Linked DNA regions of Mus musculus: all the other regions are linked to region 3. The links are chromatin loops, found by intact Hi-C in ENCODE. Cell type or tissue: gastrocnemius. All regions are shown on one strand. Links, peaks and the distances in the headings refer to the core of each region. The heading gives the core; the rest is flanking DNA.

Region 1 (10,703 bases), core at 1,430-9,429, 67 kb before region 3:
GTCTGAACATAAAAGTTACTTGTTTTGGGGTAATCAAGTCCATGATGGGATGGGCAAAATTCCAATGAGAGGCCAAGGTGACATGCATCACCCATGCAAATGAATCAAATTATTGAGTACTCCCTATATAATATTTGATATATATAGAAAACTCACTGCTTTGTCCCATTGGTCTAGAAAGCAGAAGCAGAGTGTACGTTCACTAAGACCCCGCAGCTCACTTCCTTAAGGTACAGAACAAACCTGTGAATGCAGAGGCGTACTGGGACAAAGCCTGGGCAGCAGATAGCCACAGAGTAACTACTGGCATTTCACAATGGCTTACTAAAAGGTACACTTGTGCTTATAGGTCATTTAATATAAAAATATATACCACATCCAAGTCATGTAAAACTCACTAGTACATCTGTCTACCTGACATCTTGGGGCAGGGAGCAGGAGAGAGTACAGAGGAAGTAGAAAGTGAGAGCCGCCCCAGTGCGTGAAGTCCTCCCACTCAGGAATACATCCTCTCCTGTGGGAGAGGCTTCAGTTATAGCTGGGTTTGGACAGGGTCTGCCCTAAGTCCCAAACCCACTCTTGCCTTCTCTGCCCATCAGCCTTGAACCTGGGAAATGCAGCTGTGTGGATGATGCCCTCTCAGAGATGTAAGTGCATGATGCTCATGGCCGCACACCTATGCAAACAGTTGATGCCAAAGAGCTTCTTTTCACCATAGTTAAAATGATCATTTTATGAGATGTATATTTGACCACAATAAAAAAAACCTATTTTAAAAAAATAAATTTAGCCCAAACAACTATGTTCTTATGGTTAACAAAATCACTTAACATTTGGCACGTAAGCTAATGTTTTCTTCTCTCACTTGTAGCTCTAGCTGGCCTTGAACTTGTCACCTGTCTGCTTATTCTTTGGAGTGCTGGACTGCAGGTGTGCATCACCACGACCAGCAGTTAATGACCATGTGGAGGTCAAGTTTATCATTACATAAATATAAGAAAGGGGTGTGTGTGTGGTGTGTGTGTGGTGTGTGTGTGTGTGTGTGTGTGTGTGTGTAATCTAGAAAGGTAAGCATGACTCTCTGTAGAAAGCCCTGAATAGAAAAAGAAATGGAACTTTAATGTCAGTTTTTCACAACCTCAGAAATTTTACTGCCACTAAAATATAATGTTTTGATAAAAAACAATATTTTGCAATGTTTGTATCATTGGTATGGTTTTTTAAAGTCTATTTTGGACAGTTTCTTAAATAACCCATCCCTAGACTCCCACAATTTATGTAAGCTAGTCTTATCAATTGGCAAGTTATAATATAAAACAAAACACACACTTGCAGAAATTGTTTCCATGTGAAAAGTGTCATAATATTTGTGAATTTCTTAGTCTTTTGTTGTCACTGAAAATTCCTAGTTTCATGTTTCTTCAAAAGCTCTATCATCGGTATTCAAGTATCTCGACTCTCCATGCTTCAGTATGAAGAAATCCTCACAAGAAAGTCCGTATCTCTCTAGAGCTTCATTCAGTTTCACTGGCGGCTCTAGGTAATGCTGGAAGTGATGGCAAAAAAGGGACACTTAGAATCCAGACACTTGATGGCTATTCCAAACAAGCACTCAAACGGAAAATAAAATCAAAACACCAAAAGTTGCCCACATAAAACAATCCCCTTTTCTTTGAATGAACCATTTGCAAATCAGACAAACACGTCTTCTTACCCAACGGAAGCCGTTAATTACTAAGTCACTAGAACTGTTGACTGCTGGATAGAAATGAGTCCATCCAAAGTCTGTGTGCACATGGGCCGCCTTGCATCGGTGGCATTAGATTACACAAAAGCTGATCATCTCAGGATACATTTCAGTGTAACTGGAATCAATACCAAGAAATGATACTAGAGGACTGGATGTTAACATTTAAGCATCTGGGGCTCTGCAATCTGTGTTTGTGTGAACAAGCAAATATTTTTGGATGGAGAAGGGTGGTATCCACAAAGCCCCCATGAACAAACCATGTCAGAGGATGAAGGTGGCCCCTGAAAACAGATACTGCAGCCCAGTCCCCTGACTCCCCACGTTTCCTCAGTGATCTTAGCACCATAAAAAATGGCACAATAGAGGCTGGCAAGATGGCTCAGCGGTTAAGAGCACTGACTGCTCTTTTGAAGGTCCTGAGTTCAAATCCCAGCAACCACATGGTGGCTCACAACCACCCATAATTGAGATCTGACTCACTCTTCTGGTGTGTCTGAAGACAGCTACAGTGTACTTACATATAATAATAAATAAAGCTTAAACAAAATGGTACAAAACACGCTCCAGAATGTTTTTTGCACACTTGAATACTTTCTTAAAAAGTTTGAAGTGTCTTGGCAAAATGCCTGGCAGGCAAAGATACTAGATTTCAAACCCGGAGCCCTGAGTTAGATCCCCAGACCCACATGGTATACGAATAAAATTGACCCTCTCGACCTCTACATCCATCCTGTGGTGCCCATGCTCCGTACAAACACCCAATGTAAATTATTTTGAAAGTGCAGACCACTTGAACATAGAATGAAATTGTTTTTACAAAGAAATTTAAAGTATGAAAGTAAACAACTTAATTTGTTTTTAAAATACAATTTTTGGAAGGGCTGTGAGAAATGGCTCCGTGGTTAAAGCACTGGTTGCTCTTCTACAGGACCAGGCTCCATTACTAGCATCCCGAGGTGGCTGAAAACTGTTTGTAACTCCAGTCCCATCAATCAGATGCCCTCTTCTGGCCCTCTTGGGCACCAGGCACAGGTGTGGTACACAGACATATATGCAGGCAAAACACTCATGCACATAAAAACATTTTTAAAAACACATAGAAAACTAGAGAATCGTTGTGATGTAGTAAAAAGAACAATTTAAGAGAAATATATAGCTACACCACCAGAGGTATAAGCACACTAATAAATATTATTTCTACTAATTATTAGAGAATTTCATACACGTGTACAATCTATTTCAATAACATCCACTCCTTATCCCCTCCCTCATCTCCTCCCAGTCCCGCCCCATTCCAACTTCATCCCCCTTTTTAAAAGTTATTTCCCTTCTGACCTAAATCTCTATGCTGTATAATAGCTTTTTTTTTTCTTAATGGATTCGAAGTTTCTTTTTCCCTACCTACTTAGAAAGGTAACATTTAGAAGTTAAAAAACAAGTCAACTTTTCTGAACTAGTCGCCAGTGGGGAGTCTGTCTGTCCCCTTCTGTGAAGACTGTCTTCTAGGTATCTACAGAGCATGCCAGCTCATGAACCAGACAAAAGTCTTACCCTTCTAATACAGAGACCAACACAAAGGGAAATAAAAAGGGAACAAAGTGCTGGAAATGGGGTCTGTCTTAAAGACAATAATCTCAGGGGCCCTCCCAAGAAAGCCCCCTCTAAGCATACACCCAATAGCTTGGGCTGCTCAGGGCACTGTAGGCAAGCAGGTTTTCACCCCAAACATGAGGCTCCCAGGTCACGCTGTGCTGTGATTTGATTCAAATTGTAAAGGTCTTCTATAGAAATGAGCAGAGTGCACCGGACAATGTGTGGGATGAAGGCTGAGCTGTCTGTGAGGGTGAAGAGGGAGGCGGTTCTGGCTAGAGGAGGAGACAGCTTATATGTAAATATGACTGGGGAAGGAGCTGATCTAGAAAGGTGAAAGAATCCAGACAGTAGGAAGATTAAGGGACAGGAAGAGCTCCTTCACCAAGCCCCAGTTTACATTCCCCACTGACTTTAGACACAACTAATAAATCCACAGTAAAGACTGCCTGCACAGCAATTCTACTCTTTCCTGAGCAGCATCACAACAGGAATAAGGCAGCTAATGAACAGTCAGCCAGCAGCAGTTAAGGCAGCAGTTAAGCCAGAAGAATGCTATAAACTTCTATAACTTTCTAATACTCCATCTACTGAGCCATCTGTCCAGCCCCAAGCTTATCTTTCTGAATGCCTACACTTGAAATCTGCCCACGGTGTTTACTGCTTCTTAATATTGAGTCACCCTGATTCTGATCTAACCTGCAATTCTCTTCTGTGACTTACGATCCCAGCTACACAGGAGTCAACAACGTCTCTAGAAGCAACTCCTCAGACTGCCCAGCAGGAGTGCTGGGCTGCGTCTCCTCATTGCAGGATGGGGCCAGGCCTGCTGCCTGCAGCACTCAATCCTTTCCAGGAGTGATGAGAAAATCAACAAAATATAAAAGCCAGGAAGCTTTTCTTGGGGCTTAACATATAATGTGGGTATTTTCCTCTCTGTTTATTTCCTGCCTGCAGCTATGTTTAGAGGGTCGCTGACAGCGTTCAACCAACTACTAAATAATTAGGTGTTGCAGCCTATTTGATCACACTGTGAATCCCAAGATTGTGTTATTTACTGAAAAAACCCTGTTTCTAGTTGTGGTGTGGCTCAACCTTAGCACACACCTTTCATCCCTCTGGCTGGAATACAGACACATCCTTACTACACACCTTTAGTCCCAAACAATGAAGGTAACATTAGTTTGTAGAAGGAAGCACCCATGTTTGAAAGTGATGTCTAATTGAATGGCAGAAAAAGTGATGAATCAGAGAAAGTTTTGACAGAATAGGATATGCCCAGCTCTCAGAAGAGAGAGGAAAGGGAAGCTACTTAAGAGAGCAGGAGAGAGAGGGGGGGGGGGAGGGAGGGAGGGAGGGGAGAGAGAGAGGGGGGGGGCAGTTTTAAAAGAGGACAATCAATCCCAGCACTCGGGAGGTAGAGGCAGGAGGATTTCTGAGTTCGAATCCAGCCTGGTCTACAAAGTGAGTTCCAGGACAGCCAGGGCTACACAGAGAAACCCTGTCTCAAAAAACAAACAAACAAACAAACGAACAAAAAAGAGGACACTCACACAGAGACAGGTTATGGGAAGAACAAGTTAGATACAGGTGAAGACAGAATGAGCCAGCGAATGAGAAGGAGCCAGAAGATTGGAACAGGTTGCTAGGGTTAGTGTGAAACCAAGTAGAGCAATTCAGGAGAAAAGAGCAAGAAGCCAGATTGAATCAAGTCAGATTGGAGAGGAATTTTGAGCTAAGACAGCTGAGTTGAACCAGCCAGGTAGAGATGAAAAAGAACTACATAAGGGTGAACTTATTCAGTAGCCAAGTCTCAGAGGCTGAAAACATTCTAGGCCTAGATAAGATTGCATGGAGGCTGGAAGCTTCCAAGACCAGGCATAGGTTAGAAGACAGAGGTAGTAAACCTCGGAGACAGCAATTACATCAGGCAAACAAAAGATAATTTTACAATTCAGGCTTTTACTAAGCTTTATTTATACTGTATTCTTCGAGACAATTCAGCACGATGTTTGAAGGCTTAATAGTGAAATGGGTCTTGACATCTGAGGTTTAGATCTTCTCCCTGTCTCTCCATCTCAGCAAAGAGCCCTCCCTCGTGACTGCCCATCACTGAGGCTGAGTCGTCAGGCTTTCCTTTACAAAGGCTTAATAAATACTACTATTCCATCTAGGTCACTGACAGGATACCCATGGGATGTCCACACACACAACCACACAGAGATGGCAGAAGAAACTGCCATCAAATGGCAGTATACGCATGCAACAGGTTGCCTCTTGCCAAATGCACACATGTCCCTCTGGTGGGGGTGGGGAAGCCTTCCTCCTGGCTCTGTAGGTTGTCACTTATTGCTCCATTCCACCTCCAGCAGCATGGTCAATGACCTGCGGCATTACACAGGGTTATTTTATCATAAAACAGGCACTTTAACTAGGGGTTAGGGAAATGAACAGGGAGTGTATTAGGTAATTCTGGAACAAACCATATCTTAGGAAGGATCAGGCCAAGAGCAAGCAGAACAAGAAGGCAAGCAAGAAAACATTGGGTCTCTGCAGAGAGGTGCTAGGAGATAGAAGGAGCCTCAGTGTGCCAAAGAGAAGTTGACTTCTAACCCCTTCTAGATCCAGACTTGCCTGACCCCAGAACCCAGGCTGGCAGCAGAGCTCTGGGGATGAATCCCCTAAGAAAGAGTCCGTTCTTCTGATGTAGTTCAGGACTAAGCCATGTTTACCCCAATGTCAGAGATAACAAGCACTGAATCAAGTTAACTGGATAGGTTAGATGCTTCTATTCCGGCTGCCCTCCACCACCCACTCTCCTGCTGAACAACTCCTCACTTCTCCAGTGTGTGCTGCCCCCGTTATGTTCTGCCCCTTCCTCTTCTGGAAAGATACCTTCCTTCTTGCCACATTAAAATTTGCATCTTCCATGAAGCAATTCCAGATCCCTCCCTGTGTCTGAGACCAATTTATCTGTCCTACAGTATAGCATTTCTACCTTCCAGTAAACAAGCCATGTTCATGGGTTCTAGCTTCTGCTAGAGCACAAGTCATCTGGAGAGTGAGCCATGACGATTCATGTTCTACATCACACAGAGATAACTGAAGAATCAGACTAAGCAACAGCACACCATGCAGGTTTTATTCAAACTGTGTTCAAGTATTATTTTACTAATAATGACACGCCAGTTTATGCGGTGACTGTTATAATTGTATGGAGTTTGATACCACAGTGTTGTCTCTCAAAGCCAGAACACAGCAATACCTAAATCCCACCAACAGCCAAACACACAATCAAAGCTAGCTTGTTTGTTTGTTTAAATCAAACTTACCTCATTAGCTAAGGCAAACGTCCCCCAGTGAATCGCCACAGATCTCTTTGTTTGAAGGTCAATGTGAATCCTTACAGCATCTTCTGGGTCTGCATGCTGGTATTTCATAAACCACCTGATGAAATACAGCCATTAATTAATGCAGTGTTTGCGAACAGCCAAATCCAAATGATTGCTTCATCTAATCAACACTGGATAGTCTGCATATCTGGAGAGAGAGTTGTGCAGTTAAGAGCATAAACTACTTTTGCAGAAGACCTGAGTTGTTTCCACATCAGGCATCTCACAAGTGCCTATAACCTCAGCTCCAGGAGATCCAGTGCCTCTGTCTGACCTCCTTGGACACTTGCACACTCAGACATACACACAGACATACACACACATACACTCAGTTAAAATTAAATAAGCCGGGCAGTGGTGGCACATGCCTTTAATCCCAGCACTTGGGAGGCAGAGACAGGCAGATTTCTGAGTTTGAGGCCAGCCTGGTCTACAGTGAGTTCCAGGACAGCCAGGGCTGCACAGAGAAGCCCTGTCTCGAAAAACCAAAAAATAAAATAAAATAAAACTTAAATCAAAAAGATTCCTCATGGGCTGGTGTGATGGCTCAGCGGTTAAGAGCTCTGACTGCTCTTCCAAAGGTCCTGAGTTCAAATCCCAGCAACCACATGGTGGCTCACAACCATCCATAACAAAATCTGATGCTCTCTTCTGGAGTGTCTGAAGACAGCTACAGTGTACTTACATATAATAAATGAATAAATATTTTTTAAAAAAGATTCTTCACAGGACTGTGAACGTTTGAGAATGTAGCAGCTTTTTGTGTTCACAGTTTTCACAATTTTTATTATCTGAGGATTTTATCCATGTATACAATGGTTATTTGTACAGCCTCCACTATTCCTTAGGTTGACTCTATGTCAGTGCGCCTAAGACCGAATCACCGGCAGACACAGCAACAAGAACAAGGTACCTGACACCAACCACTTCTTAGCCATTAAATTCACACCACACTCATTTGGAAAACCTACAATAAAAAGCTACTCCGTGATTCTGATGTAACTACCTTGGGCTGGGACACTAGCACTGGGCTTCTGCAGCCAGAATTGAGAATTCCAGGGGGGCACACACAGTGATGAGAGGGAGCCCCAGAGCAAGTCTGGAGGCGTCAAGACTTAACTGTAAGACAGCAAGCAGGGCTGGAGAGACAGCTCTGCAGTCAAGACTGCTGCTCCTGCAGAGGACCTGAGTTCGGCTCCCAGCACCCACATCAGGTGGCTCACAATGGCCTAGAACTCCAGCTCTAAGGAAGCAGACCCTCTTCTGACCTCTGTGGGCACCCACACACAGGCATTCACTCACACAGACACAAAATTATGCACAAATATTCTAAATAAAATCTTACGGTGGCACACACCTTTAATCCCAGCATTCAAGACGCACAAGCAGGCAGATTTCTGAGTTCAGGACCAGCCTAATCTATAGAGATAGTCTCAGGACAGCCAGGGATACCCAGAGAAACCCTACCTCAATAAAGAAATTATACACTCATACACGTATGTGTGTGTGTGTGTGTGTGTGTGTGTGTGTGTATGTATATGTATATATTCAATTTAAAATCATATATATTCTAAACTGAAGCCCAGCCCATTCACAGTCAGTAAACCATTTCCTCTCAGTTCACTTTTCTCTGGGGGCAAAAAAAAGCAAAAGTCTTGTGTGTATAAACTGCTAAACAAGTGACTCTCAAGCTCTGTTTCATATTTATTTTGATTTTTACTGGTGCTATATTTTAAAAGCATGACTTTATACTTTAAAAAGCAAATACTCTGCAATGCTAGGAATGAATCAAAGAAATGTAATAATGGGTAAAGAACTGGAAGCCAAACTCCAGTTACTACAGAATAAAAATATAGAGCAGATACAAACTGACCAAATGAAAAACAAGCCGAGAGTTGGTGTATCAATCCAGGTACTGTGCACACAGACCTGTAACCCTGCCAGTCCAGATAAGGATCCTAAGTTCAAGGCTGGACTGCATTACCAAGATTTTTTCCCAAAAATAACTAGTGTACATGGTAACGTGTACAAACTTTAAAGATAAGGGACAGAAAATCCTACTGCTAGTCAAGGAATTTTACTTAAAACTTCATACAACTGGGCTGGAGAGATGGCTCAGCAGTTAAAAACAATGGCTGCTCTTCCAAAGGACCTGGTTTCAATTCCCAGCACCCATATGGCAGCTCACAATTGTCTGTCAACTTCAGTTCCAGAGGAGCTGGCACCCCTCCCCCCCCCCCACACACACATACTCGAAAGCAAACCATCAATGCAAATAAAAATATAAATCTTTAAAAAACCAAAAAAAAAAAAAAAAAAAAACACAAAACTGAAGGGTGTGGTGCGGTTTAAAAAAAAAAAAACAAAAAAAAACAGGCAAGTGACTCCACGTGACAGAGCCCTGAGAGGCCGACTGGAGCCTTAGAAGCAGCCCAGGCTCCTGAAGCACAGAGCCTTCTGGTCCCAGTTCCTGCCATGGCTACAATGCCTGTGGAAAGTTCTCTCAAATACCCTGAGCTCTCACTTCCTTGTCTATGAAGTATAAACTCTGATCCTGCCTCTAAAGGACTCGCGACGGTTGGGTTACCTAGACAGCTCGTGAGAGCATTGAATGCAGCACCTGCCCAGAGAATAACTAACAAAAACATCATCTTCAGGGGAAAAATAAATTATTCTGTATACAAAGGACACACCTGTTTAACTTTTTAAGCCGTTGGTTTAGCTGAGGAAAAAACTTTTTCTTCATATCTTTTCATCCTAATCTGCCACTCGAAACAAACGCTAGAGAGATCAAAGGGGCGCGCTCTCACGGCGCCCCACCCTTCCCAGAACTCCTCCCGGAAGAGCCCAGCCGTGTGCATCAGCACAAGGGTGATGTTTACTGTACAGCGGTCGAATGCTCCAGGAACCCACAAACAAAGCCTCTGTGTTCTCTAGCTAAGGAGTCAGGCCAGGCTAGTTATCAATCACTCGGCCTCGCTTGTTCCCGGCTCTGGATTCAATCCCCAGCGCTGCACCTGAGAAAAGCAGGAAACGCTAAATTCCAGCTGACTTAGCTACAATGTCTGGGCATGAGAGAACCCAGAGGAAGGGATGAAATATGCCCAGCACAAAACTAAAAGCCAATGGTTTTTGGTTTGTTTGGTTGTTTTTGTTTGGTTTTTTTTTTGGGGGGGTGGGTAGTTTTTTTTTTCTATAACCAGCTTACATGTGCACAGAATTCCTGAGTTTTCTTTATTTTAAAACAGTATTGACAAAAACAAAACACACACACAGAGATTCCACAATACATGTGAGCTCCCACATTTAATGTTCTTAAAGCAGGCGATGTCCCCAGCCCCGCCACTCACAGTCTAGAGAGAAGGCAGCACTGCAGAGAAGGGGCCAACTGTAAGCCTGCAGCTTGCTGCATCGCCAGACACGTGCATCACGCGCATATGCTGCAGCCTGTGCAGACCTGTTTTCATAATTATAAAGAGCTACTCTAACGTAGTGAGGAAAAACTAACACCGTTGGAAAATTATCTGTAAGTTTTTTTAAAGCCATGTTGATATTTTCAGAAGTTTCGTGAGAACTAAAATAATTTGGATGGAAAAAGCAAAATTCAAATCCTCATACTGACTTACACCGTTTCTGCTGTGGTATGTAGTGGTGGTGGTTTTCTGGAACAGGTCTTCCTGCTCAGCCTCTAAGGTTTGGGATCAGTGGCCTGTGCCACCTCATCTGGCAAGTTGCAATGGCTTTAATAATTACCAAGAATCCAGAACAGGTGGAAGTGTCTAAACCTACCCACAATGAGGACATAAATAAGATGCTAATAGAATAAAACAATAGATGTTAATAAGAAAAATGGCTTGGTGAGCTTAAAGGTTAACAAATTTGGCAGGGGATATAGCTCAGCGATCAGAGTGCTTGCCTAACATGCACAGAAAAGTAAAGCAAAAACGGTGTGTGCACATGTGTATGTGTGT
Region 2 (10,703 bases), core at 1,397-9,396, 49 kb after region 3:
AACCCACTTCTGCCCTCTGAGGACGCCTACACTCAGGTGCACATACCCTCAGATACGCACCTACACTCAGGTGCACATACCCTCAGATACGCACCTACACTCAGGTGCACATACCCTCAGATACACACCTACACTCAGGTGCACATACCCTCAGATACGCACCTACACTCACGTGCACATACCCACACAGATACACACCTACACTCACGTGCACATACCCACACAGATACACACATCTAATTTTTCAAAATTAAAATCTTTTTTAGGAAGCAAAACTAAAAGAGACCTAATTTTTTAATTAGACGAGAACATGGTGATCATACCTAACCGTCTACAATCCCAGCACTTGGAAGGCGGACATGGATCTAAGGTCTGAACAGCAAGACCCTGTTTCTCTCTTACCTGGAAGAAATCCTCAGAGCAGAGGACTAGGCATGAAGCTCAGTGGCAGGCAGAGCTGGCCAGGACTCAAGGCCTCAGGTTTGATTCCCAGCACCATCCAAACCCAAAACAAACGAAACCCGTTTCCTTGATGGGCAATGATTCTTACAGGGTTTCTGATCTCTTCCTGCAGGACTTGAACTCTGAGAACACTCAAGGTCCCCCTAATCCCTTCCCTTTCTAAGATGGGGTCTCATGAACTTCAGGGTGCTGCACCCCCGAGTTTGGAGTTATACCTCCCATACTAAGTAAGTACTTACGAGCTGCTTTGATCTGTCTCTGTGTAGCTGTGTATCTGACGTGGCCAAGTCCAAGAACCGCATAATGATCTTGATTCTGATAAACACACAAAAGGGAGTTAAATCTGAACAGAGTACATCCAACCCTCATGTTTTAATATCATTAAAATTTTTCCAAAGCGAGGCTTCAGGCTGGAGCCACAGAGCACCTGCTTAGCATGAAATGAGCCCGAGTTCCATCTCTAGCAGCACAAGCAAGCAAGCAAACGGAAGTGCAGCATCCGTAGCAGAATCCAGAGCTTCTGTACAGAATGGCTCTGTGTAAATGAGTAGGCGAGTGGTGATGCAGCATGCCTTAAGTCCCAGCACTTGGGAGGCAGAGGCCCAAATATTTCTATGAGTTCAAGGCTAGTCTTGTCTACAGATCCAAGTTCCAGGACAGCTAGGGCTACACCAAGAAACCCCATATCAAAAGAACAAAACAAAACCAAAACCAACCAACCAACCAACAAGAAAAAGAATGTAAGTCATTGTGCAGTCATGTAAGTTAGGCGCCAGTCGTGGATGACAATACAGCCTTCTTGATATTTTATGCACATGAGTCCAAAAGACTCTTAATGAGCCACAGACCAATGTCCAACCAACTATAAGACAACTTTACTAATATTTCGACCCAAAACTCCCTGCAACGTTCCTTAGTCTGCATCCTAGCCCTGGCTACCATTAGTCTACTCCTCCAACCCTGGCTACACATCTCCATCAACAGGCTCTGCCTGTGCAGAACATTACTCAGTTTCCACATTGCCAACAGAATGGTTCTTTTCAACCTTAGAGACATGTGAGCTTGTGTGTGTGTGCACGTGGAGGCCAGACCACACGCTCAAGTGTTATTCCTCATGCAGTCAAGCGTTTCCCTCCTCCAGTCAGTCTCTCACTTGCCTGGGGTCCACCTTGCATCTGGACTAGCTCATCAGTAAGCACACACAGCCGTCTCTTCCACCGCAGTGCTGGGATTACATAACGTGCTTTGCTCAGAACCTCAAGTCTTCTGATTCTTCCTGTCCCCTTTGCTCCCCTACCAAATCCCCAGACTTTCTAAACTGGGTTCTGGGGCTGAACTTACACAGTCTTACACGTACTCCAGTGACTTATCTCCCTGAGGCTAGCCTGGGAAACGCTGATGACTTAATGTCTTCAAGGATATTAATTCATTCCTAAATATAGCTTTAAAAATATAGCATAAACATCTAGACTAGGTTTTTCTGGGCCTACTTTTCCACAGCCTTGATCCCCCATGTGTGGTCAGACATTCTTCACTCCTGTGTCTCTGGTATTCTGTCTTCTACCCAGAATGCCTTTTTTCCCTTCTCTACTTCATTAACTGCCACTCCTGTTTTAAAGATCTGCTGGAGTTTGTTGTCTGCTTTTTAAAAGATAGGGCTTTATGTAGCCCAGGCTAGTCTCTAACTGCTGTGTAGTCAAGGCCTTTGAACTTCTAACTTTCCCATCTCCATTTCTCAAGTCCTCCGTTTATAGGTGCACATCACCATTCCCAGAGACATTACTTTTCGCTGTGAAGGCTTGCTTGACAGCTATGGCTGAAACAGCATACTATGGGCTTAGCAATTAAGAGCTTACTTATGACTATCATGTTGAACTGCCTTAAAATACAGGGTACTAATGGGAAACTAGGAATGCAGCCTAAGTTTGATGCTCTGAATGAGCGAAAGCTCTGCATAGCAAATACCTTCCAATCTTTGGGATCAAGTGTTTTCAGCATGGGGAATTCTTCTAACTGTAACTCTTCATCTTCTGATTCCTCTGACAACTCTTTCTTATCTTCCAGTTCCTGAAAAGATGTAGAAGCATTTCTGTTTCTCCTCTTAACAAAAGCTTCAAACCATCTTCCCACAGGTTCAACTTGACAGACTGAAGAGGCTGTGAGGGAGAACAGTAAGACTTAATTTATTGCATGGAACACATCTATTTCAAGGCCACACAGTTTCTTAGGGAGAGCAGAACAATGATGTCAGAATATAATTTTAAAACCACCAACTATAAAAATCCCAGTTGCACCCTGGGTAACAAATTATCATTGGTAACATCTTTTTATTCCAGCAGTCTCTTCCAGTTGATGTGCCACTAAGGTTGATGAGGTGAGCTCAATGCCCAGAACCCATATGAAGGTAGGAGAGACCTGACTCCATGGACTTTTCTTCTGATCTCTGCACACATGCTGTGTGGCACTCAAAAACACTTGATCAGTTATTTTTTTTAAGCATAAGAAAATAATTTCAGCAGCTAATCAATATTTTCCTGATGATGTGAGAAGGGAAGGCAAGAAACGAGTAATAGTAATAAAAAAAATGATAAAAAGCTACCAAAAAACAAAGACTGCACACTCATGCGATCTTAATTATTAACAGATTAGCTATTAAAATGGTTAATAATTCTAAGGATTCTCTAACAATAATCTGTTGAAATAGACAATTTTCCAAGCCAATGCTGAGAACTCATTACCGTTTCTATGTCTTAATAACACAGGCTGGATGTAAACCCAGAATTTCAGGGCTTTAATCTAGAACTGTAAATTTCTTGAAACAGATTGAATCATTTCAGGATGGAAACAATACCTATCTCACCCAGTTCCTAGAATATTCGAATGCAGTTTTAAAGCTTTAAACTGTTGTAGAGAAAGTAACATGGAATAAATAACTGTAGATATGTATAACAGAAATTAAAAAATGGTAATCTGTGTCAGGAAAAAAGATCATAATTTTAATTTCTTAAGAAATCAAAGGGCAATTTTCTGGTGCACAATTTGTGGGCATCATTTTCTAAGACCCTTTCTTTTTCACGTTTTAACTGGCTTATGATATTAAGATTTCCTCCACCTAACACAGGAGAGGAGTCAAACGCGAAAATGAACCGGCTGAGTAGCGGGGGCGTGGCTTTCAAAACCGTGTCTTGGAAGCCTTTCCCTCACTACAGGATTACCGCGACACACAAACGCAACACGTGCCATGGGAAACATTTAAAAATTATATTCAACAAGTGCCCACGGTAAGCGGCTATGGGAATTAATGTAGATCATTAAAATGAGAGACCCGACACTTGAAATACTTTCTGGCGTGCAGGGCTATAAACCAAAACCCCTACAGCAGGAGGCTAAGTTGTGCTTTTAACCATCCTTGGTGTACGCCAAGCTGTCCAGGAGCATTCACAGGGGGCTTCCAACGGAATGAGGAAGTTCTGAGTTCCGACAAGCAAAATACACAGCCGGGAGCAAAGGTGGAGGCGAAGGGCTGAACAGCGTTTACAAGGCTTTGTATCTCTCCCGGCACGCGGGTGCGTGCAGCGGGGTCGCTCCGCCGTGGGCAGGGGGGGTGCCTTAGGGGGCCTTTCGGGGTACAGGAGGGCTCGGTCCTCAGCTGTTCAGCCCGCTCCGTGAGTCAGCAGCCTCACCAGGATGAAGGAACCACAGGTGCACAAGGAAGACGCCCCCACCCTCCTTTCCGAGAAACCGGGGACACTTCAAATTACAGCACTGAGCAGCAGGGGCTCGTCACAGTCCCCCGAGTCCCGGAGCAGATTGCCGGGGTCAAGGCTACCGAGCCAGGGGTTGCTAGGGACAGGGCTGGGGCAGGGGCGCCCGAGGCAGGGCGGAAACTGGGTTGGTGGGCACGTACCGGAGGTCAGAGCGTGGGTGATGGCGGTGCCCTGGCCCTCCGCGGCGCTCGGCAGGAGCAGCATGCTGGTTGGGGCTGGTCCCGCGGACGCCGCGGCTCACGGCCGGCAGGCAGGGCCCTCCGCGTCCGCACTACCTGTGGTCTGAGCCTCGCGCCTAGGCTTTACGCCCCGGAGCCGGCGCATGGAGACGACCAGTGAGCACTTCCGGGATGGGGCTCGCACGGCGCGGCCGCCAACCCCACCCCCACGGCCTCGCGCCAATGCGCGCGGCCGCCTACTTCCTCTGTGACTCTAAACCGACCGGAGACCAAGGAGCTCGAAGGAACAGTTCCTAGACGCATCAGTTCCTACGTGAAAAGGATTGTTTTGGTTTTTGTTTTGTTTTTTTGTTTGTTTTTTCACGTGAGAGCAAGACGGAGGAAATAATTTTGAAAAAGAACTTCACTCACTTTTGTCACCCAGGCCGGCCTCTAACTTGTGAATATCCTGTTTAAATCTCCCAAGTGCTGAGCTACCACCAATCTCTAGGTACCTCATAAAAGTGGAATCATATAACTATATATCATTGTATTGTTATATTAATAATGTTATATATTATAACATTGTCTCTATGTGAGCGGTGTATTCACTAGTATAATGGTCACAGAATTTATTTTTTTAAGGCCAAATAATACTATATTCCCATAACCACATTTTTGTTTACCCATCTTATGTATTTGGGTACTTGGGTTATTCTTCATTTGGCCTTTGCTAATGCAGCTATAAATAGGGCTGTACACGGATCTCTTTGAAATCCTATTTCCAACTTTTTGGCATTTGATATTTAGCAGTAGGATAACTAGTTTATATAGATTTTATTTTAGTTATTTTCAGTTTTTCGCAAGCACTGCAGTATTTTACACCAACAGTGTAAACAGCATCTATTTTTTTTTTCAACATCCGGTCAAACTTTCTTTTTAAACATAATAGTGATCCATGGGTCGGTCATGGTGGCGCACAGCCTTTGTCGCAGCAGATACCTCTAAGTTCTCAGACAGCCTGATCTGTTGCTAGATAGCCAGGACCACGCAGAGCCAGTCTTAAGAAGGAGAGAGAGAAAGAGAGAGGGGAAGGAGGAGGAGAAGGAGGAGGAGGAGGAGGAGGAGGAGGAGGAGGAGGAACCATCCTAAAGAGAATGACGTGCTTTTGATTTTAACATCCTTTCATGCGTCCGTTTATTGGCATTTGTGTATCTCCTCTAGAGAAATATGTCCAAATTCTTTACCTACTTTCCTTCCCTCTATCTTTTAATCTTCCCTCCTCCTTTCCTGTCATAACAACCAGATTCCTTTCTTGTTGTGGATCTTTGTATAACCTGGATACACACTCCCTAACAGAAATGCATTATCTTTATTCAATTTGTAGATCTAGCCACCAATTAACTGCGTCCAAACTGCCAGGCATTCTACAAGGCCTGCTCTGTAGCGCCTTTCCAGTCTTGCGAGGCAAACTATTTAGAGATGAAATAAACTACCCGCCTATGTGTATTATTTACTAGTGACTAAATCACGATTTTAGGTCATCAACTGAGCTAGGGCTAATCTTGGACGTTCCTATTCGGGTATCTAAAAAAGACTGGAGTTGTGAGGGAGCGGGGTGAACACGCGTTTCCTTCCACCAGACAACCCTTCCTCCCGTCAGCCGTGCGTGCAGTCCCCAGATGTCCAGGGAACCGGCGCCCGGGCGCGGAGCTACTTCCGGTGGGGAAGAGAAAGGGAAGACACCAGCGGAAGCGGGAAAGGTGCTGTGTAATCACCGAGACGCGGAGGCACTTGCGGCTTCTAAAATGCCGGATTACCTAGGTGCGGACCAGCGGAAAACCAAAGAGGAGGAGAAGGACGACAAGCCCATCCGAGGTGAGAGGACACGGGCCGGGAGCGGCCGGCGCTGGCACCGCAGAGGCGCAGGATTCCCGCCGCCTCGGTGCCCTGCCGGCCTTAGATCCGAGCGGTGACCGCTCTGGGCCGCAGCCCCGTCTGTCTGTCTGTCTGCCTCACGTCCGCCCCCTCGAATATTTTACCAGGCGCTGAGGTTCTGTATCTCCTGAAGTCTTGCAGGTCTTCAAAAAGTGGCCAGCCAGGTGGGCTGTGAATTCTACCTCCCGGCCCTGTTCCCTCCTTCCCAGTTGTAGCAGCTTGGCTACAGATTGTCACTGTGTAGCGACAATCCTGAAACACGATGGTACAAGAGAGATAGAAGAGATAAACTCTCATCTTGACCCCATGATTCCAGCCACGAAGTGAATTGCCATTTTACTCTTTTTTTTCTAGATATTTTTAACAAGACTCGAGTGTGTCTGTCATAATGTGTCTTGCTGTATATCAGCATCTTGAATTTAGAGATTTCGTGATAGCAAGTGCTGTTCCCTCCATGTGCTTATTGTCCTATGTTGTGGTAGTACAATAACATTTAATTATTGGTGGAGATTTCGATTGTTAACAGTTCACAAATGACCGTGTTATAGAACCTATCACATGGAAGTTACAGGCTAAATTCTAGAAGCAGGGGTATCATTATTGCCAAATGACTCCCACAGAGACTAGGCTTGTTGACATTTTTTTTCACTCATGTATGATATGTAGTCAAAATTTGGATGTAATCTTCATCCCCACACCTTTTTTAGTTTTTTCCCCCACTCCCCTCTTTTTTGCTCTTGTTTTGTTTTGTTTGTTTTGTTTTGTTTTTTACCATTTTTAGCTTTATCTTCATACTTAGTTTTAAATTTCTTTTACCTTAAGAACTATTTTTCAATGTTGCTGTGTCTCGCTCTTCCCTTTCTTAACAACTTCAACTCTCCTAGCACCTATCCTTCACCATTTATGCTGCTTCTCTCAGAGAAAGCATTTTTATCTTCACTGACTCTGCCACATGACTTAAACGTGTTTTACACCGTTGAGAGTTTCAGGAACTCCGGCCCTATTGGAAAACTTAGTCAGAAAGTTTGTATGTCATCTGTTTATACTAACCTATGTCTTTCTCTGGATGTAATAATTTTGCAGTTCAAGTATGACTAAAGTGTGTTGGATTTTAAGTGCATCTTATATGATCTTTACAGAAACATTGTGAAGGTAAAGTTCTCTTTGTGTTAGATGATGAAATGAATGCTGGAGAAATGAAATGGATTGCCTAAGGTAACCTTGTAGCTATGACTTATTCTTACCTAGCCATGAGGTTGCTGCAGTTTCAAGCCTCATGATCTTTTGTCCCCTGTCTTGGTTCTGTGGCATCCTTTTAAATGGGAGTTTGATACCCTGGGATCACCTGACTCCTGGTGACTGTCATCCCAGTCTAATGACGCTTAGATTCACTCCATTTTCACTTCTAAAGTGGCAAACTTCCCATCATACTTTATGCTCTTCCTTTTTAACTCTGGGAACTTCATTGTTTCATATCTCTTTCTGCGTATAGGCTATCCACATTATTCAAACCATTTCAACCTTATCTATCAATTTACTTCAACTCAGGCTTTGGGTTCACCCGGCCCCTCCTGCTGATTGTTCGTGCTGTTGACTGCACTTGGCCAGAGTCTCATCCTCTTCCTCAAGCCCTCAGTTTAGCTCCTGTGCTCCTGGCTGATGGATGGATGACCTTTCTCCTTTTCCTCAAGAGTTCTCTTCTGCGTTACCTCTCACTCAGTTCTGCCTCAGAGGACTCAGTGCCAGTCTCTGTCAAGTCTAACCTCATGTCTGTTCCTGGTCTTACCTCTCCTTCTCCCCTGGGACTCAGTCACTACTCCAGTGTGTGTTCCTATAGAATTTTCTCCTTTTGTTTCTCTAAATATACTAATATCTACTTTGTCTTAAAAGCATACATTTGAGAAAACCTATTATCTCTTTTCTATCTACAACCCATTTTCCTCATTGTCTCCTCTCCCTCCCTGCCGTCTTTCCTCTCTTTTTCTCCCCCTCCCTCCCCTCTGTCCTTTCTTTCTTTCCTTCTCTCTCCCTCTTCCACTCCCTTCCTTTCTTCCTTTCCCTCTCTCCCTTCCTTTCCTTCTTTCTCTTGCCTAGACAGCTGAAAGAATGAAGTCGGTATTAGGAGGACCTAGATGTATGTCTTGGTGCTGATTCTTACTAACTGGCCATGTGATAACAAAGAAGTCACCTAAGTGTTCTCTCCAGTGTAGTTTGGAAGCAATTATGTATGTGGGATGTAGTATACATCCGTTGTCTCTAATCACTGTAATTCACACAGTGACTTGAACAGATGGTGACTTCTGTTGCCCTGACTGCAGCTGCTTTGCTAGGCAACCTTACTAAGCTTCTCTAGCTGAGCTTTACTGCTTGTCTTCTTTGCTGCTTCTCTGTCCTTCATTGTCTTCTATAATCGTTTCTCCAGAATTTCCTCCATTCACGTCTGGAACTGTCTCTTCTCATATGGCTCAGTTAACGTTTTTTTCCCCGTTCTCTCTAGTCTAGAAAGGTTTATTGTGGGAGGTGGCAGGCAGGTAGGGTCAGCCCTTGGCAGCTGCTTTCCTTGAGGTCACTAGTAGGCTGCTCAGCTCCTCATGGCTTCCTCTTGGTTCATTCCCCACCTTCTTGATGAATTTGAGTTCCATTTGTTCTTGGAGACCTTGGATACATTTCATAAAGCCACACACTTCCTGGAGCATCTCTTCAAGGAATTTGGTGTGGTTAGAGTGAGGCATCGACACCTTGTGATCTTTGTTGAGGCCCATGGCTACTATTCTACAGTGGCAGCCAGGACCAGAAGGACAGGGTCACTTGGAGCCCAGTTAATCTTTTTTACTTCATGTTGGTACTGAAACTTTACTTTCTGATTTCTCTGCCTGTGTTGACAAGTGGGGTGTGTTAGGCTAGCTGGTGTTAGGGATTTTTGAGATTACCATTAGATTCTGAAATTTATAGGACAAGTCATAGAACTTAGACAGTTATAGTTGTGACTGTGGCTTTATTGTGGTTAGATGCAAAGACAAAAGGGACAGTGGAGGAAACCAGAAATAAGAATTGCATGGATGCTCCTGATTGTCTCAACAAGATGGGATGGTGTGATAATTAATTATAAGTGTGGGAAGAGTGTTAGAGACTCAGTGCCAGAACCCAGTGGTTTTGGGTTTTTGTTTTTACTGGGGGTTGGATAGTTAGGCAGGTTTTGCTTCACCCATACCGAAATTCCAGACTCTCAGAAGGAAAGTTGGTGTTATACATAAGCTGTTATTTGTGCAAATAAATAGTTTGGCACAGTGATCGACTCTTAGTTTTGAAATGATCAGAACTCCCCAAATCCAAGTTTTCATTCAGCAAACAGGCTTCCAAAGGGTAGCAGGCCAGCTGACTCTTCTTTGTAGGTAAGAGATACCAAAGCTTAGGAAAATTGACGTGGATTAAGGTGTCTCTCTGCTAACCAGGTTCTCTAGTTATTATTTCTGTACATTGAGGTTCCCAGGCACAGAGCCTGAGAAATGTTTGATTCTTCTCTTCCTTGGCTCCCAATTTACTCTGCTAACGTGTGCTAACGTGTGCTAACGTGTGCGCTGCAGATTCTTACTCTTGGGGCTTATCTAGTTCTGGCTCCCCCCACCCCCTTTTTTTTTTTTTTTTTTTTTTTTTTTTTTTTGCAGTACTAGGGATTAAACTTGCAGCTTCTTTTCTTTTTTTTTCCAGACAGGTTTTTTTCTGTGTAGTCTTAGCAGTCCTCATCTGTAGACCAGGTTAGCCTCAGACTCAGAGATTCACCTGCCTCTGCCTCCTTACTCCTGAGAATAAAGTCGTGAACCTTTACTGCCTGGCACTTCCAGCTTCTTACATGCTAAGGCCAACTTTGTCTTATAATTTACACCACTGTGAGAGTCTTGTGACTCCGGATTGGCCTCGTATACTCCATTTTGCTGCATAGCTAGTCCTTCTTAAGATGTAGTTTTGTGGGTTTTTTTTTTTTAGACAGAGTCTTTGCATGTAGCCTTGGCTGTCCTGGAACTTGCTTAGTAGACCAGTATTAACTCAAACTGCTTACCTCTGTCTCCCGAGTGCTGGAATTAAAGGCCACCATGCCCAGCTGAGATAGAGTTTTAATGTTAAGATGTGCTGTGGTCCTGGCACTGTCCACTACTATGTCCCTTTACTCTGACAAGAGTGCTGCTTCACCCAGACTCTGGTGTTGCTTGCTTTGGTTGCCGTTAACTAAGTGCACTCTCTACTCGGGACACTTCAAAAGAGCCCATCCTTCTCTATGGAAACCATCTTCCTGGATTGAAAAATGTTTCTTTAAAATATGTACAGTGGATTTTAAAAATATTTGTTTATTGGTGCTTTGCTCACACATATGTATGTATGA
Region 3 (10,703 bases), core at 1,153-9,152:
TTTAAGCAGTTGTGAGCTTCCCAACATGGGTGCTAGAAACTGGACTACAAGAGTAGTATATGCTTTTAACGGCTGAGCCATCTTTCCATTGGAAAGAATCTTATAATCACAACCTAAGAGTAGCTTCTTTGGAACCAAGTGACAGTATCCTTGAAAACTTTATACTGTGGTATTTCAGCATTTCCATAGTAAGTTAAAAATCCTAATGTGTACAAAGTCAGCTTTGCATCACTATAACAAAACAACAACAACAACAAAAAACTTAACAAAACTATGAAACAAAGAGAAGGTTATAATTTGACTCGCAGTTTTATAGAGTGAAGTCCAAAATTGGTTGTCCCTATGTTTTGCGTGTGTGCTAATGGCGGTGTTATTATAGCAGTAGCATGTCATAGAGCCAGGAAGCAAAGAAAAGATGGGTCCCGCAGTCTTTATGAGGGGTCCTGTATGCTATGTATTCAGATGCTGAGTTCTGTACCCCAAGATCAGGTTGCAGTCTAGACATGGGCATTGTATTGACCAATGTGCTGTAGAGAATGCTCCCCAGTCATCTCTGATTGGACAATAAAAGGCTGAAGCCTGTGACTGGACAAGAGAGAGAGGAAGGAGTAGGGGTCTTGAAATGGAGTAGGGGTCTGGGGGTGTTGGGGGTGGGGGGAGGACAGAGAGGGAAGAAGGAGGTGGCCATGAGGCAGAATGGGCCATGAGCACATGGCCAAGAGAAGCTCACCCTGAGGACACACATGGAACAGGGAAGTCCTGTGACACAGACTGCAATTAGCACATGACCTATTGCTGGGATGTAGGTTAGACTCCCTCAGAAACCACTCAGAACAGTGCTAATTAAATACCAGGGTTTTGTGTCTTTTATGTGGGAGTTGTACAGGATCAAGTGGAGCAGAAACCCCATGTAAAATTACCATAACAAAATTCCTAAATGTCCATAACAAAAACAATAGTTCCAGTCTGGGGACCAAGTATTTAACATACTTCATGGTACACTACCCACATTCAGACCTCAGCACCACCCTCTGGCCTGCCTTTTTTCAAGTTCCCTGCTGATGCTTTCCCAGGAGATACCTAGAGCTGCACATTTGCCCAGAAGGCCGGTTATCTCTCCTTCGGAGTCTCCTGGAAGGTGCATGGAGTGACTTGAAGCTGGAGGCAGAAGTCACATGACAGTTCAGTGAAAATCATGAAACACCAGCTAGATAACAAAATGGGAGACAATTAATTCATGCACCCTAGAAGGACCACTGGACACACAGTGCCGTATAGTGTGGGGTCATTTAAACCAGAGGGAGTGAGGATAAAGATAGAGAATCAGATTTTACTAACATTGTGAATACTGACCTAAGGTTCCTGGGGAGGACATTCAGTGGTTTGCTTGTGATGTTGTCTGTGTAAACTGTTACATGGTAGGGTTGTTTTGTTTTGTTTTGTTTTTTGTTCTTTTTTTTCTGCTCTCAAGGACAAATCAGCGCATACAGACTAGGGAACGCATGGACAGTCACTCACATGTAACTGCTCAGAACACAGGGAAGTATTCAAGAGGTATTTAGACAATAGGCGTGTGGGGGCCTTGGGACACATTCCCAGGGATTAATTATAGCCCCGGTTCCCATGGTGATTATACATTCGGCTCACGGCCAGCTGCCCACTCAGTACAACCTTCATGAAGAGGCAAGAGACAAAGGGAATAGAGCTGGAACACGTCAGTGTGTCCAGACTGCACAAAGGCTGCCAGCCTCGCAGCCTGACACAAGGACACATCCCATAGCACACTAACCATTCCTGTCACCAGGGGGCCACCAAGAAATGGCTGGATCAGGAAGGCTTTATGAGCCAGGCAGAGATTTTTTTGCTCCAATTCATTTGCCATTCCCTTTATTACCTTTTTAGTTATGGCCAGATGAGCAACTCTCAATTTCTCTTCCTATTTCAATTTGCCCAAGAAGCTCTGTGACCAATGTCTCCCCTCCCCACCCTTCCCACACACACTTGTGCATTTGAAACGGTGACTGTAATGCATAATGACCAGTAGGGAGAAAGCAATATTCTCTCCCTTTTTCCTTCCCAGAAAAAGAGATTTGGGAGAAATGTAACCTCTTTTTTTATTTTTTATTTTTTAGATTCATTTATTATTTTATGTCTAAGAGTACACTGTTGCTGTTTTCAGACACACCAGAAGAGTGCATAAGATCACACTACAAATGGCCGTGAGCCACCATGTGGTTGCTGGGAATTGAACTCAGGACCTCTGGAAGAGCAGCCGGTGCTCTTAACCACTGAGCCATCTCTCCAGCCCCTATTTTTTTTTTTTTATTAGTTAAAGTTTTTGTATGGCTATAATTACAGGCTCACCGGCAGTTGTAACTAATTTTTTGCATTTTAAGAATCTAGGCTGCCCCAATGGTAACGTCACATCTAACTATAATACAGTATCATGGCGTTTGAGCCAGAACAGCTGAGCTGAACCAGCCAGAGCTCAGAATGAACTAGAAAGGATGCGCTTATTCCACAGTAAGTCTCAGAGGCTGAAAATATTCTAGGTCTACCTTAGATTGTATGGAGGCTAGAAGCTTCCAGGACTAGCCCTAGGTTGGCAGACTGAAGCCGTAGGCCTCACAGATAACAATTATCTCAGACAAATAAGTCACAATTTACAGGAAGGAGAGAAGCAATTAATGAGACACATTCACCACCACCTCCCCAAACCAGTAAACAAATGTAATTAAAAAATAGGGCACAGTCTAGGTCCCAAAGGATATCCAAACTATTAAAAAAAATCAAAAGAGCTCACTGAAACTCAGCGGACTACAGGGCAATGGCAGCAGACAGGCACAGCAAGAGAAACCACAGAAACTGGAGAAGCACACAGAGACTTAGCATAAAGCATACAGCTCGAGGTGATGGGGATGTGTGTGGGGGGGTTACAAACGCGAGGTGATGGGGGGGGGGTTACAGCAAAGCCCAAGGAAACCCACAGCTTGAAAAACTAAAAATGAACAAATTCCTTGATGTTTGTGACCTGCCAAAATTAGAAGCTGGGGTTTGGGGGGGAGGTGGCAGGGGAGGGGGGAGGTGGTGGGGGAGGGCGTTTCTAAACAATTTAAGCACATCCACAATGAGCAAGGTCATGGCAGTCATAGCCTTTAGCAAAGGCAAGCTCATCCTACATAGATTTTCTGCTGCATTCTACCAGCTTCTTACAAGAGAGGGAAAGTCCTTGTGCCTTACACTAGTCAATAAAACAGAGAACGAGAAGGAACACTGTTAGACGCCCTACAGGAGCATTCTCCTGAGGCCAAACTGGCTAAGGACAAAACAACAACAAAAATGAGAGAAAAAAATCCTCAGATACATAGATATAAAGTTTCCAAGAGGATCATGGCAAATTCACCAACAGGCTAAACCATGGGGTACCATGACTAAACTGGTGTCATCCCATGGATACAAGGATGGCTTAAATCAGTAAACATATACCTTGTAAAGGCAATATGATGGAAACCACACAACCTTGTCAGTAGATGCAGAAATTCCTTCACGATCCTCCTAGGAACAGAAGGCGCATACTCCAACATAATAAAGACTATAATACAGTCAGTAAGCCTAGAGCTAACATTATACTAAACAGAGAAAAACTGAAAGCATTTCCCTTAAAATCAGAAACGGGGGGCAGGGCCATGGCTCCGTAGTGAACATATTTACTGTACAAATGGAGGGTGGGCAGGGAATCCTCAGAGCAAACCGGCTGGAGAGACGAGCCGTATCAGTGAGCTCAGGTTGAGTGAGAGATTCTGACTCCATGAACAAGGTAGGAGAGTGGTCAAGGATAACTCCCAGCGTTAGCTTGGGACCTTCTCATGTAACGTGCGCGCGCGCGCGCGCGCGTGCACACACACACCACACACACACACCAAACACACGCATTCACGGGTGGTCCTTCCCACCAAAAATATGCACGACACATACATTCAAAAATGGAAAAAGATTTTAAAAGTACAAATGACCAACAAATATTTGAACAAAAAAATGCTCACGACCCACGGCTTTCAGAGAAATGCAAATTCAAACTATGTTGAGATTCCATTTTTTCTAGTTTTTGTTTTGTTTTGTTTTTACTGTCACTGTGATAAAATAACCTGCAGTTCCAGAGGGCTTCCATCCATCCGTGATGGGGAAGGCAGGGCGACAGGAACAGGCGCTATCAAGCTGCATCACAGCTCAGAAACAGGGAGATCGGGAAGTGGGACCAGGCTATGAAACCTCCAGAGTCTGTGCCCAATGCCTTCTACTGTAAGGCTCTACTGCCTAAAGGTTCCACAACCTTCGCAAACAGCGCCGCCAGCTGGAGGGCAGTTGTCTAAACTTCTACACTTAGAATGGCTATCGATAAAATAGCAAGAAGTCAGAGTGGAAAGTCAGAGGCAGGAACCAAAGGTGACATGGAGTTCCTGGTTTGGACGTTTGACTGGTTGTCACCATTACAGCTACAAACTGACAATGAGGCGCCCAAGGGATTTTCCTGTCTTTTTGGCTTTTCGAGACAGGGTTTCTCTGTGTAGCCCTGGCTGTCCTGGAACTCACTTTGTAGACCAGGCTGGCCTTGAACTCTGAAATCCGCCTGCCTCTGCCTCCCGAGTGCTGGGATTAAAGGCGTGCGCCACCACGCCCGGCCCGGATTTTCCTGTCTTGTTGTTAAATGGTGAATAGTTAAAAGAGGAGGCTGGGTGGGAAAAGGATACCTGAACGATAATGTAAATTAGGTATTAGGCAACAAGGGGTCAAGTTAGACAGAACTCCAACTTCTAAAGTTACAGCGCACACTCTTTAGTGTTAAACAGCCTGTTAGGCAGCCAATACCTCAGTTCCCACTGTAAAATTAGCAAAGTAATAGTCGCTTCCTCACAGAAAAGAGCTTGCTAGGGGCTTGCAGGCAGCTCAGCGGGTAAAGTCACTTGCAGTGCAAGCCTGTCCACCTGAGTTCCACCCCCAGAATTCATGCAAAGGTAGAAGGGGCAACTGATTGCATAAAGTTGTCTTCTGACCTCCACAAGCTTGGAGTGGCATGCACCCACCCCCTCCCCATAATAAGTTAAATAAAAAGCTTTAATTTTAAAAAGTGCTTGCTATTTTCGTTAAGCCTCAAACCCTGGGACAATTGGCTAAAGTGGCTATTTGACAAATTTTAGTTTCATTAGAGTGTATGTGGATAAAGAGGCACCCAGGAACGGGTAAGAGCAGTTTGTTTTGGCAGAGCCCTAAGACGTGGAAGTAAATAACATTAAATCATGGTAACAGAATGTAAGATTATGTTTGTAAAGCGTCTGTCTTTTAGTAGCAATCTCGGCAAAGGTATTCCTATGGAATAGAATAAGCAACGCTATAAACATTAGAACAACGAAGACCAACATGATAGATCCTTCAATGTGTCTGTCCCTCCCGCACTGGATCTCTCTGATTAACTCCAACCGCCTGGGGATACATGTTCCGTTCACTTTGTCCCTTGTGTGTCTTGCACATCATTTCTACAGACCTGATTATTTGGAGCGAACTGGGGAGGGAGTCAAAGGGTGAAGGGATTGAGGGTTCTAAGCCCAGACACAGAATCAAAGGAATTTCAGAGACTGCAATTCCTGCTGCCGCCACAGGGTGGAGCCAGCCTCTAGTTCTGGGGCCTGGAGTCATGACCCGGAAGTACATCTCCACTTTCTCCACCGCAGAGATGGCGGCGGCCGCTCTATCCCGGACGCTGTTGCCAGAGGCCCGGCGGCGCCTGTGGGGATTTACACGAAGGCTTCCGCTTCGCCGCGCCGCTGCTCAGGTGAGTCTCGCTCCGCCGTGCCCCGGCGGCTCCCGGTGTGCTTTGGGCCGGGCCTCCGGATCCGCTATCCCGGGGCGCTGCGGCCGGGCGCAGAGGGGGCGGGGCGGCTGCTCCCCCTCCACGCCACCCGCGGGAGGTAAGAAAAGGAGCCGTGGACCCCCAAACCAGACAGCGCCATCCTCAGCCCATGGACACCCAAACCAGACAGCGTCAACCTCAGTTCATCCGAGTTTTATCCCAGCGTTTTCCTTATTTGAGAGTTGTCTTGCTCCAAAGGGATCTCTCTCTCTCTCTGTGTGTGTGTGTGTCTGTCTGTCTGTCTGTTAGTTTGCTATTACCAATGTTATTGTATGTCGGGCTGTTCTCTCTCGAGAAAAGGAAACTAGGACAAGCGCTTTATGAATTTGAAGTTGGGTTTGCTTTTGGTTTTGATATTTTGAGACATCGTTGTTACACAGGGTTTCTCTGTGTAACATCTCTGGCTGTCCTGGATCTTGCCCTGTAGATCGGGCTGGCCTCAGATCCGCCTGCCCCTACACAGTAGGGCACAGTCAGGTCATGGTGTATTATTTGATCAGGGAGCAGAAAGCCTTTGGGTCACAGAAGCAGGACAGTGCGGGCTCGTACACATTTCTTAAGTACCTGTGGCTGTGGCTGTGAAGAAACCACGACCATGGCAACTCTTATAAAGGAAGACACATTAGCTGGGGCTGCTTACAGTTCAGAGGTTTCGTCCATCATCATCAGAGCAGGAAGCATGGCAGAGTGCTGGCAGACGTGGTGGAGAAGGAGCCAAGAGTTCTACATCTGGGTTGGCAAGAGATAGACACAGACAGACAGACAGACAGATAATGGACCTGGCTTGAGCATTTTAAACCCTATAACCCACCCCAGTGGCACACTTCCTCCAACCTTCTAGTAGTCTCTCTCTCTGATGACTAAGTGTTCAAATCTGTGAGCCTCTGTGGTCCATTCCTATTCAAACCACCACTGTGTCTGGCGGTTAGGTCAGTCTCAGGTTTTTGGGTCAGGGTTTAGGAAATACGTTTTTCTCATTTCAATATGAAAACATGAAAAAGCTGCTGAAGCGTCTGTAGTCAAACCAGTTGGCCCGAGAGCCTCTGAAGCATCTGTCCTGTTTCTGTCTGTCCTTTGTGAACAGGAGCATCCCGTCTGTCTCACTTCTACACAGTCAGTTTTGTATTGTTATTTCAGTTTCTTGACTTTTTGTCCTTAGTGAATATGAAGCATCTGTAGGAGAGGTAGCTGAATCAGGGTGCTTGTTGAAGGGTAATGTGCTAACTGCTCCCGTTCTTGGAGAGAAAGGCATGTTCTCTCAAGTGTTGCCTGTTTGACAGAGCGGTTGGTTAAGGAACATTTCCTAGGCTACTGCTAGAGCCCAGTGGAACCAGAACTGGGACCTCATTCTCCGCGCTTTCTGCCAATGACACACACACACAGACACACATAGCAGATTACATCCACCCCGGGCTAGGAAAGTGGTTTTGGAATGAGTCTGTTTGAGGTTGTTTTGTTTGACACTGAACACCAGGACAGTAATGTTTTCTCTCTTTCCCTCCTCCTCCCGTCAGCCGTTGTACTTTGGAGGGGACCGACTAAGAAGCACACAGGCTGCCCCACAGGTTGTGCTGAATGTCCCCGAGACACAAGTGACATGTTTGGAAAATGGACTCAGAGTAGCTTCTGAAAACTCTGGGCTCTCAACGTGCACAGTAAGTCACTGCTACAGTCTTTTTTGTTTGTTTGTTTGTTTGTTTTGTTTTTTCAAGACAGGGTTTCTCTGTGTAGCCCTGGCTGTCCTGGAACTCACTCTGTAGACCAGGCTGGCCTCAAACTCAGAAATCCGCCTGCCTCTGCCTCCTGAGTGCTGGGACTAGAGGCGTGCGCCACCACTGCCCGGCTGGCTGCTACAGTCTTTAGTCGGCACCTTGTCTGGGAGGGAGCAGCCACAGCTGCAGCTCTCTGGTTGGCTGGGTTCTCCGAGCTTGAACCTTCCCTTCCAGGTGCACTTTGGTACCGAGTGCTTATGTCCTTCTCTCACTGCTGACATCTGCCTCTGACGGTCATGAGCCTGGCCACTTTCCCACGGCCGTCAGCAACACAAGCTCAGGGAGAGTCACGTGGCTATCTGAGGTTATAAAGCTTATGCTTGTATCTGAGCCTGACTTTCTGACAGTCCCTGATGTCTATTCCACAGTTATTAATTAGATGTGCTAAATGAGCTATGTTAAGAATTTGACTCTGATACTTGTTTTTGTTGTTGTTTTGTTTTGTTTTTTCAAGACAGGGTTTATTTGTATAGCCCTGGACTAGACTGGCCTCGAACTCTGAGGTTCTTGGATTAAAGGCATATAACACCACCACCTGGCTGAGTCTGATATTTGTAACAGCCTGCTGGAAATTAAGTTTCAGGTTATAGGAATGAACTGTCATTTCATTGTAGTCAAAGAGACATGGTCAGATTGGAAAACATTTTCCAGAAAAAGGAATGAGATGACCTTGTGTGTCCAGAAACTGAATTTTGTTTTTTTTATGGGACTGTGCATGTGAGTACAGGTACCCAGGAAGGGCGAAGGCAGTCGCAGACACTGAGGAGAGAGCTCACATGGCTGTGAGCTGCCTAACATGGTGCTGGGAACTAGCTCAGTTCCTTTGTAAGAACAGCGAGGGCTCTTAACTGTTGAGCCGGCCGCCATGTCTCCAAATGTGGGGGTTTGTCTGATTTGCTTGGTTTTCCTTCAGGTTGGGCTGTGGATCGATGCGGGAAGTCGCTATGAGAATGAGAAGAACAACGGCACCGCCCACTTCCTGGAGCACATGGCCTTCAAGGCAAGTCGCTGGCTGCTCCCCACTGGTCTCTAGGAGAGGGCGGGCGGGTGTCATCACAGACACTGTACCAGAGGGACAAGAGCTGCTTCATAACATGCCCCATGCCGGTTTTATTTCCTCGGTGTTGTATTTCAAATAATTAATGATAATTACTTTTTGACATTGAAGGATGGGTTCTCTTTTGGGATATACACAAGCCATTTTTAATGGGTATTTTTTGAAACCAAGTATACTTTACAAACTTCTCTTTGCATGACTGACACTGGGTTCTGTTCAGAATACTTCTTATCTGATACGTTTAGACTATATGAAGGGTAAAGGGAGAGTATCCTAACTGTGCTTTCTCCTTTATTTCAAGGGCACTAAAAAGAGGTCCCAGTTAGACCTTGAACTTGAGATTGAGAATATGGGCGCTCATCTTAACGCCTATACCTCCAGAGAGCAGACTGTCTACTACGCCAAAGCATTCTCGAGAGATTTGCCCAGAGGTACTATCTGTGCTGCCGGAAGTGTGATTCTCCTAGGGCTTCACGTCTAATGCAGCGCTGTGGGTTTGTGTAGCTATTGTGAAACTGATGGAGATGTAAAAGCAAAACAGCAGAAGCCCCAGAGGGGCGCCTGTTTTCATCTCCCTCCAAGTGCAGGTTGGAGACTTGTACTAAAGGGATTCGTACACCTGATTTAAATAGAGTTCTGCCTCAGTCTTAATCACTTTTATTCCCTCATTGCAAAACTGTTAGTCCTGAGCAAAATTAAGAAATGCTTACTTATACTATTTATTATATTATTTATGATTATATTAGCAAAATTGAAAATTTTGTTTTGTAAAAATAAATAATTGTTTTGACAGGATAGCACAGCAATTTGTATAGGTCTTGAGTATATTAATTACAGAAAACATTTTTTCCAGTGGAAAACAAAATAGCATTGTAAAGTTAATTAGCAAAATTATTAACTTTTTTTTAAAGATTTATTTATTTATTATATGTAAGTACACTGTGGCTGTCTTCAGACACTCCAGAAGAGGGCATCAGATCTCATTACAGATGGTTGTGAGCCACCATGTGGTTGCTGGGATTTGAACTCAGCATCTTTGGGAGAGCAGTCGGTACTCTTTACCGCTAGAGCCATCTCTCCAGCCCAGTTATTAACTTTTATAGCTGCAGTGTTATAATCAGTTGTATTACTCTAAAATTTTAGATACTGCAGAGTTTGTCAGTTCTGTCATGTGATTGGTGACCCACACAAGGACTCTGTGACGTGTCGCCAGTGATTGACATCAATGCTCTCCACATTAGTTTTTGAGCCATATCTCTCCCAGAACCTGGCTCACCCAGATTTCTCTAGATTGCTGGCCAGCGCGTTTTATGAATCCTCATGTCTCTGGCTAGCATTAGATTATAAGTGCTCCTGACTCTAGATTATGGCCAGATCTTTATGCTCGTCCATTCTTGAATTAAGAAACTTGGACAGCCTCAGTGAAGAATATGTACTGCTCTACCAACATAGAGAATGAGATAGACATTCAGAGGAAACATTTGTTTCAAACAAATACCACTTTAGAAACTTCAGTCTAGACTCCCAGTCCCACATAAACCAGGGTATTGTAAAGGGGTCCTGACCCCAGCTGTCTGCAGCTCCCCCACTTCCTCTCTTGGGTTATGATTTTCCCATCTGGGTTTTATTGATGATGATTAAAAAAAAATGAAATTGGTAATTTCCCCTTTTCACAATCATCTTCACAATGATTTATCCTGCCCATAGTATTTCAAGTTAGTTGGCTCAGACAAGGTCCTGTGAAGTGAACTGAAGCAAGGGAGAGAAATTCACACTAGCACAGAGCGAGGAAACCAAGGGGCATATGTTCATTTTACCTTTAATACAATTTACGTTGCTATCACAGTGAAGTAAATCAGCCTTATCCTTTCTGGAGATTTTTTTCCCATAAAATTTACTTCCCCTTTGGCTTTTTACCTTGTTAAGGCTTGAGCAGACACAATTCTGTAAGCAGCTCCTGAAGGCATAT

The links. Peaks named below come from ENCODE experiments on the same cell type or tissue, not always from the same donor. Only the 100,000 strongest peaks of a DNase experiment are listed, where the experiment ranks them.
Region 1: a loop joins it to region 3, with 4 times the contacts of the local background. A loop is called at or near these places in 4 of 42 quality-filtered maps.
Region 2: a loop joins it to region 3, with 3 times the contacts of the local background. A loop is called at or near these places in 15 of 42 quality-filtered maps.

The regions. Positions count from the first base shown.
Region 1 is chr5:21,663,817-21,674,519 of GRCm38, forward strand. Napepld (N-acyl phosphatidylethanolamine phospholipase D) reads right to left here. Exons shown (of 5, transcript NM_178728.6): 4 at 6,673-6,787; 5 at 1-1,546. The coding sequence ends at 1,412. It overlaps Gm51277 (predicted gene, 51277), which reads right to left and starts at 10,113; the gene lies at 10,057-10,113. In gastrocnemius, for the core only: a CTCF peak has its summit at 5,582; no DNase peak of the experiment used is centred there; H3K4me3 peaks cover 232 bases.
Region 2 is chr5:21,780,620-21,791,322 of GRCm38, forward strand. It overlaps Dnajc2 (DnaJ heat shock protein family (Hsp40) member C2), which reads right to left and starts at 4,546. Exons shown (of 17, transcript NM_009584.4): 1 at 4,370-4,546; 2 at 2,428-2,618; 3 at 702-777. The coding sequence starts at 4,433. It overlaps Psmc2 (proteasome (prosome, macropain) 26S subunit, ATPase 2), which reads left to right and starts at 6,128. Exons shown (of 12, transcript NM_001368661.1): 1 at 6,128-6,265. The coding sequence starts at 6,196. In gastrocnemius, for the core only: CTCF peaks have their summits at 6,122 and 6,324; DNase peaks (open chromatin) are centred at 3,681, 4,597 and 6,102; H3K4me3 peaks cover 5,132 bases; H3K27ac peaks cover 3,695 bases.
Region 3 is chr5:21,731,450-21,742,152 of GRCm38, forward strand. Pmpcb (peptidase (mitochondrial processing) beta) reads left to right here and starts at 5,711. Exons shown (of 13, transcript NM_028431.2): 1 at 5,711-5,827; 2 at 7,420-7,560; 3 at 8,591-8,677; 4 at 9,036-9,165. The coding sequence starts at 5,729. RefSeq lists an enhancer at 130-2,983. In gastrocnemius, for the core only: CTCF peaks have their summits at 1,803, 4,357 and 5,652 (motif pointing right); DNase peaks (open chromatin) are centred at 1,677, 4,341 and 5,715; H3K4me3 peaks cover 2,161 bases; H3K27ac peaks cover 1,640 bases.